Regions from separate parts of the Homo sapiens genome. Here region 2 is linked to region 1. The links are chromatin contacts, found by Hi-C or POLR2A ChIA-PET in ENCODE. All regions are on one chromosome and are shown on one strand. Each heading gives the region's core, a stretch centred on a gene start or an enhancer-like site at or near the end of the contact. The rest is flanking DNA. Distances are from core to core; before and after follow the strand shown. Region 1 holds the start of DDX60L (DExD/H-box 60 like). Region 2 overlaps PALLD (palladin, cytoskeletal associated protein).

Region 1 (4,002 bases), core at 1,091-3,590:
GTGACAGCTTCTGTACTGCAAATAAAAAGTGATAGGACAAAAAAAAAAGAAAAAAAACACCTTGCTCAACAAAGACTCATAAAGAATTCTCAGTTAAACAGAAGGACTTAGCCTTGCTGCAAGTATTAGGTGGAGGTGTTACCCTCCCAGGCCAGACTATCATTTCAAATGAACTTAAGACAGATTATGCTAATTTGAGAGGGAATTAGGATGAAAATAGAAACTCTCTGGGTGTAATTAACGGCATAGGGAACTAACTAGAGCATAAGAAGCTGGATACATTTCTTAGAGAATTGTATTTCCAAATAAACTATGAGCTGCCTTAAAAATGGTTACATCAGTAAAACAAGCAGCAGGTTATAAAAAAGGGTGATATCAGTAAATCAACCAGCAGGTCTCCATACTTACAAAGCAGAAAATGAGCCTGCAGCAGGGAAAACCACAGAGATTTCCACCCACATCAACATAGCCGTGGATGATAATTAACATGGGTATTTTATTAAAAGCCATAAAGCTAATCCTGAGAAGAATTTTTAAAAATATATAATTCATATTAGAAGTATTTCTTTCACAGGGAGTCGTCGGAGTCTGTCTAAAGTAGATAAAACAAAAGACTGATTTGTAAGCATATAATTTATAAGCAACCAAGAAAGAAATGTATATCTTTGGAGTGGTAACGCCTCAGGAGAACTAAAACTGTGAGACTAAGTATGAAGGGGAAAGTAGTAGAGAAGGGCATTTAATTTTTGTTTTATGTCTTTCTCTTCTGCTTCAAATAAAACTGATCAATTATGACCCAGCATACCATGGGGTATCATACAGCAATTACTAAGTAAGACTGACAGGTACCAATAAATCATGAACCAAGAAAAGCATACCAGTATGACAGCCAAAATATCTTTTAAAGTGTATGGATCTAGAGATAGACAGATGATGGATCGATGGATGGACGGATGGTTGGATGGCTGGATGATGGATGGATGGATGGATGGATGGATGGATGGATGGATGGATAGAGAGATAGGAGCTATAGACAAAAACTTGTCTCTTTGTAGAGTATCAGGAAGGATTCACACTAAACTATCCCCAATATCTTTGGGATAGAAGGCGAAGAGCCTTGGAAGCATAACTCACCCTCATTTATTTTAGTACCCTCAACTCTCAGCACCTGAGTTCCACCAAACTTCAAACTGCAAATCTTAGATTGAATGGTATGTTACTGTTTTCAGGAGAACACTCGAAATCATGAAGGTCTGTATGTCGTTGATGTTATGGTTTGGACTTCTTATTGTGTCTTTAAAGGACTTGCTTCTGTTTGGTTCTGACCGCTTTTTCTAGCAGTCATTAGGAGCTTTCATAATCCTTAAGGCCCCATCACGGATGATGTCAGCTTCTTTGATTATGGAAAACCTTGAGAAGTTTATTATAAATTTATCAATGTAACTTTGTAAACAAAAGAGAAGCGGGAAAAAAGAACAAAGTACCTTTCCAGAGAAATAGTAAAACCTTATTTCCGCTATTAAGAGCTTAAATCCGGCCGGGCGCGGTGGCTCACGCCTGTAATCCCAGCACTTTGGGCGGCCTAGGCGGGCGGGTCACGAGGTCAGGAGATCGAGACCATCCTGGCCTAACATGGTGAAACCCCGTCTCTACTAAAAATAAAAAATAAAAAATAAAAAAAAATTAGCCGGGCGTGGTGGCGGGTGCCTGTAGTCCCAGCTACTCGGGAGGTTGAGGCAGGAGAATAGCGTGAACCCGGAAGGTGGAGGTTGCAGTGAGCAGAGATAACGCCACTGCACTCCAGCCTGGGCGACAGAGCGAGACTGACTCAAAAAAAAAAAAAAAAAAAAAGCTTAAATACAAGACGGAAAAAAGGGAAGCGGCTTGCTGCCTGTCAATGTCCAGGTTCGAATGGCTGTGCTCAGATGTGGTGACCCTTACTTTCTCCTCAGCACCCCAGATCCCCAGGCCCCCTCGGGTGCAGAGGACCCGTTAAATGCCTGAGCACTCTCCTCTCTCACGGTGGTTGTCCCTCTTCCCTACCTCTCCGCGAAGCTGCCGCCCGAGCCCAGTGGGCGCCCCAGCTTCCCTCGCCCGGCGCGCACGAAGCCACCAGGCCACCTCCCCGCCCGGTCCATCTGGATGTTGAAGGAATCCTAGAACCCCCGCGGGACAGCTCCGCTCCAGGGTCCCTAGCGACACCCGACGTCACCCGCAATCCTCACCCCGGCCGCCGAACCTGCTAGGTCCAAAGAGCTTCGGAGCTGCACGCCCCGCGGGGAGGAGGTGGAGCAGAGGAGACCGAGCGCAGAGCCTGGCGTCGGACTGGGCGCTCTGAGCCACACAGCAGCCAGCGCCTGAGTTTTTATCTAGGGAGTTAGTTTCGGTTTCTTTTCTCCACCGCGAGGCCTTTTCGATTTCCGCAGTTTTCTGGAGGTAGAATATAGGTCTGCATTGGTTTACTCTGAGAATCTTAGGGAAGTAATAGTAGAAGCGATGATATGCTATCTGGGACATGCATGTAATTGTAAAGGGAAAGAAAGCAGAGAAATCTGGGACTCTAAACAAGGAATTGAGGCTGAGAGTAAATGCAGCACGCTAAGCACTATGAAAGTCTGCGGTGAGGTGTGGCGTTTTTCTTTTCTGGCAAGGTACTGGACAGGCAAAAATGGAGTAAAAAAGGATTAGGGGCTTTGAGTTTCTGTCCTAAGAAGTTCATTTTATGAAAAATTTCCAATAGTATAACTGTCCAGTGTGAACATTTGAAAGACCAATCATCTATCACAGAGAATTTAAATTGAGAAGAAGAATGCTCTTTAGTTTTGTCATCAAGCTCATTAATGTTTGAAATTCGAGTTTCAACCCCAGCCCATCATGGTCTTTAGTGCTCCAGACGCTTAATTCCATGACGTTATGCATGTGCAGAATATATTGAGATTCAAGGTGGTGGTGAGGGTGCCCCAGTAACGGCATGGGGTAATAAATGGAGAGAAATCGAAACCGGAAGTTCTGTCTTCAAGAAAAGGAAAGGGTGGAAGTGACTTGTTCACAATAGAAAGAGCCCAGAAGAACAAAGTTTTTTCTCAGACTCTGGAATATAAAGTGGCTTCGAAAAGGAGGTGAAAACATTGCTCACTTCTGTCAGGATTTTTCTTTAATTTTATGTTTGGTTGAAAATAGTTATGATTCTCTTTCTCAATGAGGATGACATTGAGAAAGAACCTGAAATGACTCATGATTAAGTCATGAGTTCATCTCAGATGAATTCCTCTCTAGCATCTGATACTGGACCTTTGTATCATAAGAATGCATTTGCTAGCAGCAGAAAATTGGGCTTTGCTGTAAAAGCATTCATTGAGCTTTTTATGTGCCAGGCAATAGGCTAAGCCCTTAACATGTATTATCACATTAAATCTCACAGAAATCCCATGAGCAACTTTACTGTTGCTATTTTATGGATGAGGTAAATAAGGCTTAGAGAATTCAATTACTTGTCGATGACCCTACAGGTAGTTAATGGTAGCCAAGACTTCAAAATTTAATTCCAAAGATAATATCTACAATATTCTCTGTATATATTATCTCATTCCAGTTCTTTTAAATACTACAGTGTCATTATTCCTCCCCCAAAGCACATACAATTTAATGGGGATTTCCTCTTTTGGTTGTAGAAGTGGGCCCTACATGTTCTTAATATAATTGACTGTCTGCTGTTGTTTTTCTCTCTTAAAGATATAGATGTATCAGGTGGGGATTCCCTAGATGTTAACTCCACACATCCCACTTCCCACCGCAAAGTATATGTACAATGCACATAAGCAGACTCTACTCCAAATCAATATCCAGTTCTCTTCCACTTTAATAATATGTTACCATAACTCCAGCCTGGACATTATCCAGAAACTTGAAAATCATAAACTCCATTTCCACTTTTTAGAGACTTCCCCCTTGCCTCAATCTCTCAGTCTCCTTAGGAGCCCCACTCTTTCACCTCCCCAGGAT
Region 2 (4,002 bases), core at 584-3,083, 400 kb after region 1:
TGCCATTTATCATTTGTAGTAGAAACAGCAGTTTGTGCTGATCAGTGACTTTGAAACCTTCTTAAGATAAGCAAGTTTTAATGGCTTACCTCAAGTAACAGGAGCACTTGCTTCTTGTCAGCATCTATCACAGTGACTCATTTTATGGAGTCAAAATAGCTTATAATTGTTACCACAAGAGTCCAGTCGTTCCTGCCATTTCTTAAAAATTAATGGAGAAGTCGTGCCGATTTTGTGGCCATGGAAAACTGTACCCAAAGATAGTGAAGTGCTGTGACATCAAAGTGGCAATACCAGACTACAGATTTTTAGCTCCATGCCTGCTCAGTAAGCCATTATTATGTGGTTACCGTTTTGTCCTCAAGGAATTTTCCTGTTGCTAAATCACGCATACTTGAAGAATTCATTATTTTGGTTTGATAAATGTGTCTTTTGAAACATGTTTTTCCTCTGGCATACTATGGGATCTGTCATTTGCATTCTGAATTAAAAACAAAAATGTTACTATTTTTGTTTACCATAATAATCCAAATAATTTGCCAAAGATTGAGTGTCCCTATCAGGGCTGCCATGACTTTGGCATCCTGGAACTTGCAGGAACTGCCAAGTTATCATAAGATGTATATATTCAGTTTCACTTATAAGTGTTATTTCTTTAGCTGGATAGTTTTGCCATATATATCAAGTACCAACAAATTGGTTGATTATATGTAACACAATGAAGTAGAAATTCATTAGGTTTTTTTCACTTGCCTTGTTTTACCAAAATCTTAAATGTAAATTTCCAATATCTTAGTTTTCTTTTCTTTTCTTTTCTTTTTTTCTGAGACAGTCTTGTTCTGTTGTCCAGGCTGGAATGCAGTGGTGCAATTGCAGCTCACTGCCACCTCCGCCTCTGGGTTCCAACAATTCATGCCTCAGCCACCTAAATAGCTGGGATTACAGGTGTGGGCCATCACGTCCGTCTAGTTTTTGTATTTTTAGTAGAGATGGGGTTTCACCATGATGGCCAGGCTGGTTTCAAACTTCTGACCTCAGGTGATCCGCCTGCCTTGGCCTCTCAAAGTGCTGGGATTACAGGCCTGAGCCACTGTGTCCAGTCTCTCTTAGTTTGCTTAATCATACTTGTATACTTGCTGTTTTATTCTGTTTGTTTCACACTGTTCTTATTTTCATCTGTAGACAGGAAGGTTAGTAAGTACTAAGTTTCTAAACAGTCTGTGGAGATAAGGTTCTGTTTTTCATATGTTTGGGTAGCAGAGGTCAAAGCAGGGAACAAAGGTCATGGATGTCAGTGATAAACCACAAAGCCGAGGCAAAAGACAGTAAATCTGGGGAAGAAAGGCATTTGAGGAACTGTATGTATAGAAGTTCCCCAGACCGCAGTCAACCAACTGCATGCTGTTCTGTGAGCCGGAGAGAGGTTGACTGCGGTCTGGGGAACTTCTATACATACAGTTCCTCAAATGCCTTTCTTCCTTTATGCTACATCTTCCCCAAATTTACTGGGGTCACTGGCAAAATATTGCCCTGCACAAAGCTGTCAACAGATACAAATATTAAGTTGACAAACTCTTTTAGATGGAGGCAGTAAGGAGAGCATGCCTTAGAGAGAAATCTGTTTGCACTTTTATAAAATTAATGTATTCTATTCCCCTCACTATTGCTGGTAAGTTGGTGTTACAGCCTCCATTGCTGTAACCATGTTTCTCCACATAGTAAATCAGCCCTAAGACACAGAAGAAACCCAGAAGATTTGGCAGTGCCGACAGGCATAGTGTGGCAGTTCTGCTCTGCTGGTCTCTGAGTGGCCATACTAAGTCTGAAGGGTGAATCAGATCAGACCCATCCCTGGAACCAGACTGGCACTGTTTCTTTTGCCATCTTCACATTCTTGGAATCTGTGCTCATAAGGGAGTGCCACATAGCCACAGTGCCACAATGTTGTATGCTCTTAACTACCTCTTTTATATAAGCAGGGCTTTGGTTTGAAATGTTGCCCCATGTTTGTCACAAAGAAGAGCATGTGTCAATAAGAGCTTTTATACAGATGTATTAATGACAGCTTTTATTATATAGGCCCACAGCTCCTTATGGACATTATCTCATTGTCGCTCTCTTTCTCCCTCATAGGAAACGGGTAGGTGGGGACACTATCATCGTTACTCAAGAGGTGACGGGATTTCCCAGGGTTCTGGAAGAAATGCCTGAGCAAGGAGAGCATAGCGTGACTTAGGTTCATCTCAAATAACTCTAATGTCTAACATTTCTTGATTAAAGAAAGCTGTTGTAGAAGCAGCAAATCAGAATCCCCGAGTCAAGGAAAACTTTGTAACAAATTTAACTGTACTTTAAGATTCATGACACAGGGCATTTTCACCAGTTTTCAAGTCAAGACTGTGGTTAGATAGTAACCAGTGAAAAAGAATCCAACAGATACAAGCCGCAATGTACTTTGCAGACATCTCATCTACCTATCTTTCTCCTATTTTTCAGGAAACAGATAGTGGGGGGCTTTTCATTCTCTGACCTGAAGGGGTTGGAGGTGTTATTACTGGGCTCATTAGGGTCCAGTATCTTATCAAGTTGTATCCAATCCTGGACAAGTATTTACCAACAAATTAGTAGGCAAGGCCTCCAGGATCTGCTGCGACTGGGTTATTCTGTTGAAATGTCTCTGCCCCTGGGGCAGCTCAAAATCAGACCTGTACGGCTGTGTACCAAGTTGTACAGAATGAATGAACAGAAGTAACCCGAAGCCAGTGGATCACGAGGTCAGGAGATCGAGATCATCCTGGCCAACATGGTGAAACACCATCTCTACTAAAATACAAAAAATTAGCCGGGCATGGTGGTGTGCACCTGTAGTCCCAGCTACTTGGGAGGGCTGAGGCAGGGGAATCGCTTGAACACAGTGGGTGAGGTTGCAGTGAGCTGAGATTGCGCCATTGCATTCCAGCCTGGTGACAGAGCAAAACTCTGTCTCAAAAAAAAAAAAAAAAGTAACCCACGTGCCTTTGTCATTTTCTTTTTTAAAGAACCCAAAATATAATATGAGGAGAATTTGATATTACAATAAAGTTATCTATTTTCCTTTAAATATGAGCTTAAGTTACCCATTTTTTGTACTTTAACAGCCTTTGCTTTACCGTAAAATTCAGTAAAAGGAAAACAGAATTGATATACAAAAGCTCAGTTTGTATATCTTGGGCTCTTTTATATATTAATACATTACATTCTTGAATATAAGTGATATTTAAATGCCAACATGTTAATGAGTTTGCTCACTCTGAAATTTTGTGGAATTTAGTTACCATCAGATTTCACTGAATGTGAGAAGAGTAGAATAAGAGGACTTGTAATAGTTAAATTCTCTGGTTGATTCTGGTACCTTATCTCTTTAATCAATATTGTGCTCTGGAAATTTGAGTTTCTGAAATCTGCTCACAGAATTGACCTGCAATAGCATATCAAGGGAAGGATGCTTTCAAGATTATTCAGTAGCCAAAAAAAGAGACCTCTTGGGATTTGGTGGTGATTGAATCTGGAAAATTTTACCTTCCAGATGCTTGTGTATATGTTTGAGATGTTTTTATCCCAACCACATGAATATTGTTTTTAAATGACAAATGACTTACTGTTAAAGCCAGAGTAAACAGATCAGTAATGTTTTTTGTACAGTTGGGCTGAGTGTGTATACAATGAAGTATTTAGTGCAGGAGGCCTGTTACAAATTGTTTATTGGTTAAGGTTTGCCTCTGAGTATGGATTTTTGTGAAGAGTTCTGGTTTTGGTAACTACTAACTTTGAATACTATTTTATTTTTTTTTAATTGTGCAAACCATCAAAAAAAAAAAGGAGATCATGTCTTTGTCACCACTCTTTTTATTTCCTAATGAGTTGCTACTCTTCATTTATCAAAAGAAGGTGCCACTTCAGGGAGCAGAACTACAACCATCTTACATTAAACTCTAACATAGCATTAGTTTTATAGGAAAACAA

What was found. A loop is a pair of places that touch in the nucleus more often than their neighbours do. ChIA-PET counts read pairs that join two places held with the same protein, here RNA polymerase II (POLR2A). Pooled maps may share reads with other maps.
Region 2: a pooled map shows a loop between it and region 1 (5-fold over the local background). The contact joins the enhancer-like site here to the promoter of DDX60L in region 1. A Hi-C loop is called at or near these places in 6 of 50 pooled maps. POLR2A ChIA-PET finds 5 or more read pairs at or near these places in 3 of 52 experiments (GM10248, IMR-90 and OCI-LY7).

Annotation. Positions count from the first base shown.
Region 1 is chr4:168,478,152-168,482,153 of GRCh38, forward strand. DDX60L (DExD/H-box 60 like) reads right to left here and starts at 2,341. Exons shown (of 38, transcript NM_001012967.3): 1 at 2,226-2,341. RefSeq lists an enhancer at 2,360-2,599.
Region 2 is chr4:168,880,103-168,884,104 of GRCh38, forward strand. The region is part of intron 10 of PALLD (palladin, cytoskeletal associated protein); the gene reads left to right. Among named protein-coding and RNA genes, the nearest start is that of CBR4, 130 kb to the right of the region's middle. RefSeq lists an enhancer at 1,085-1,334. Within about 2 kb of position 1,834, at least 2 of the 41 ENCODE cell types and tissues checked have a DNase peak (open chromatin) inside an H3K27ac peak, as active enhancers do.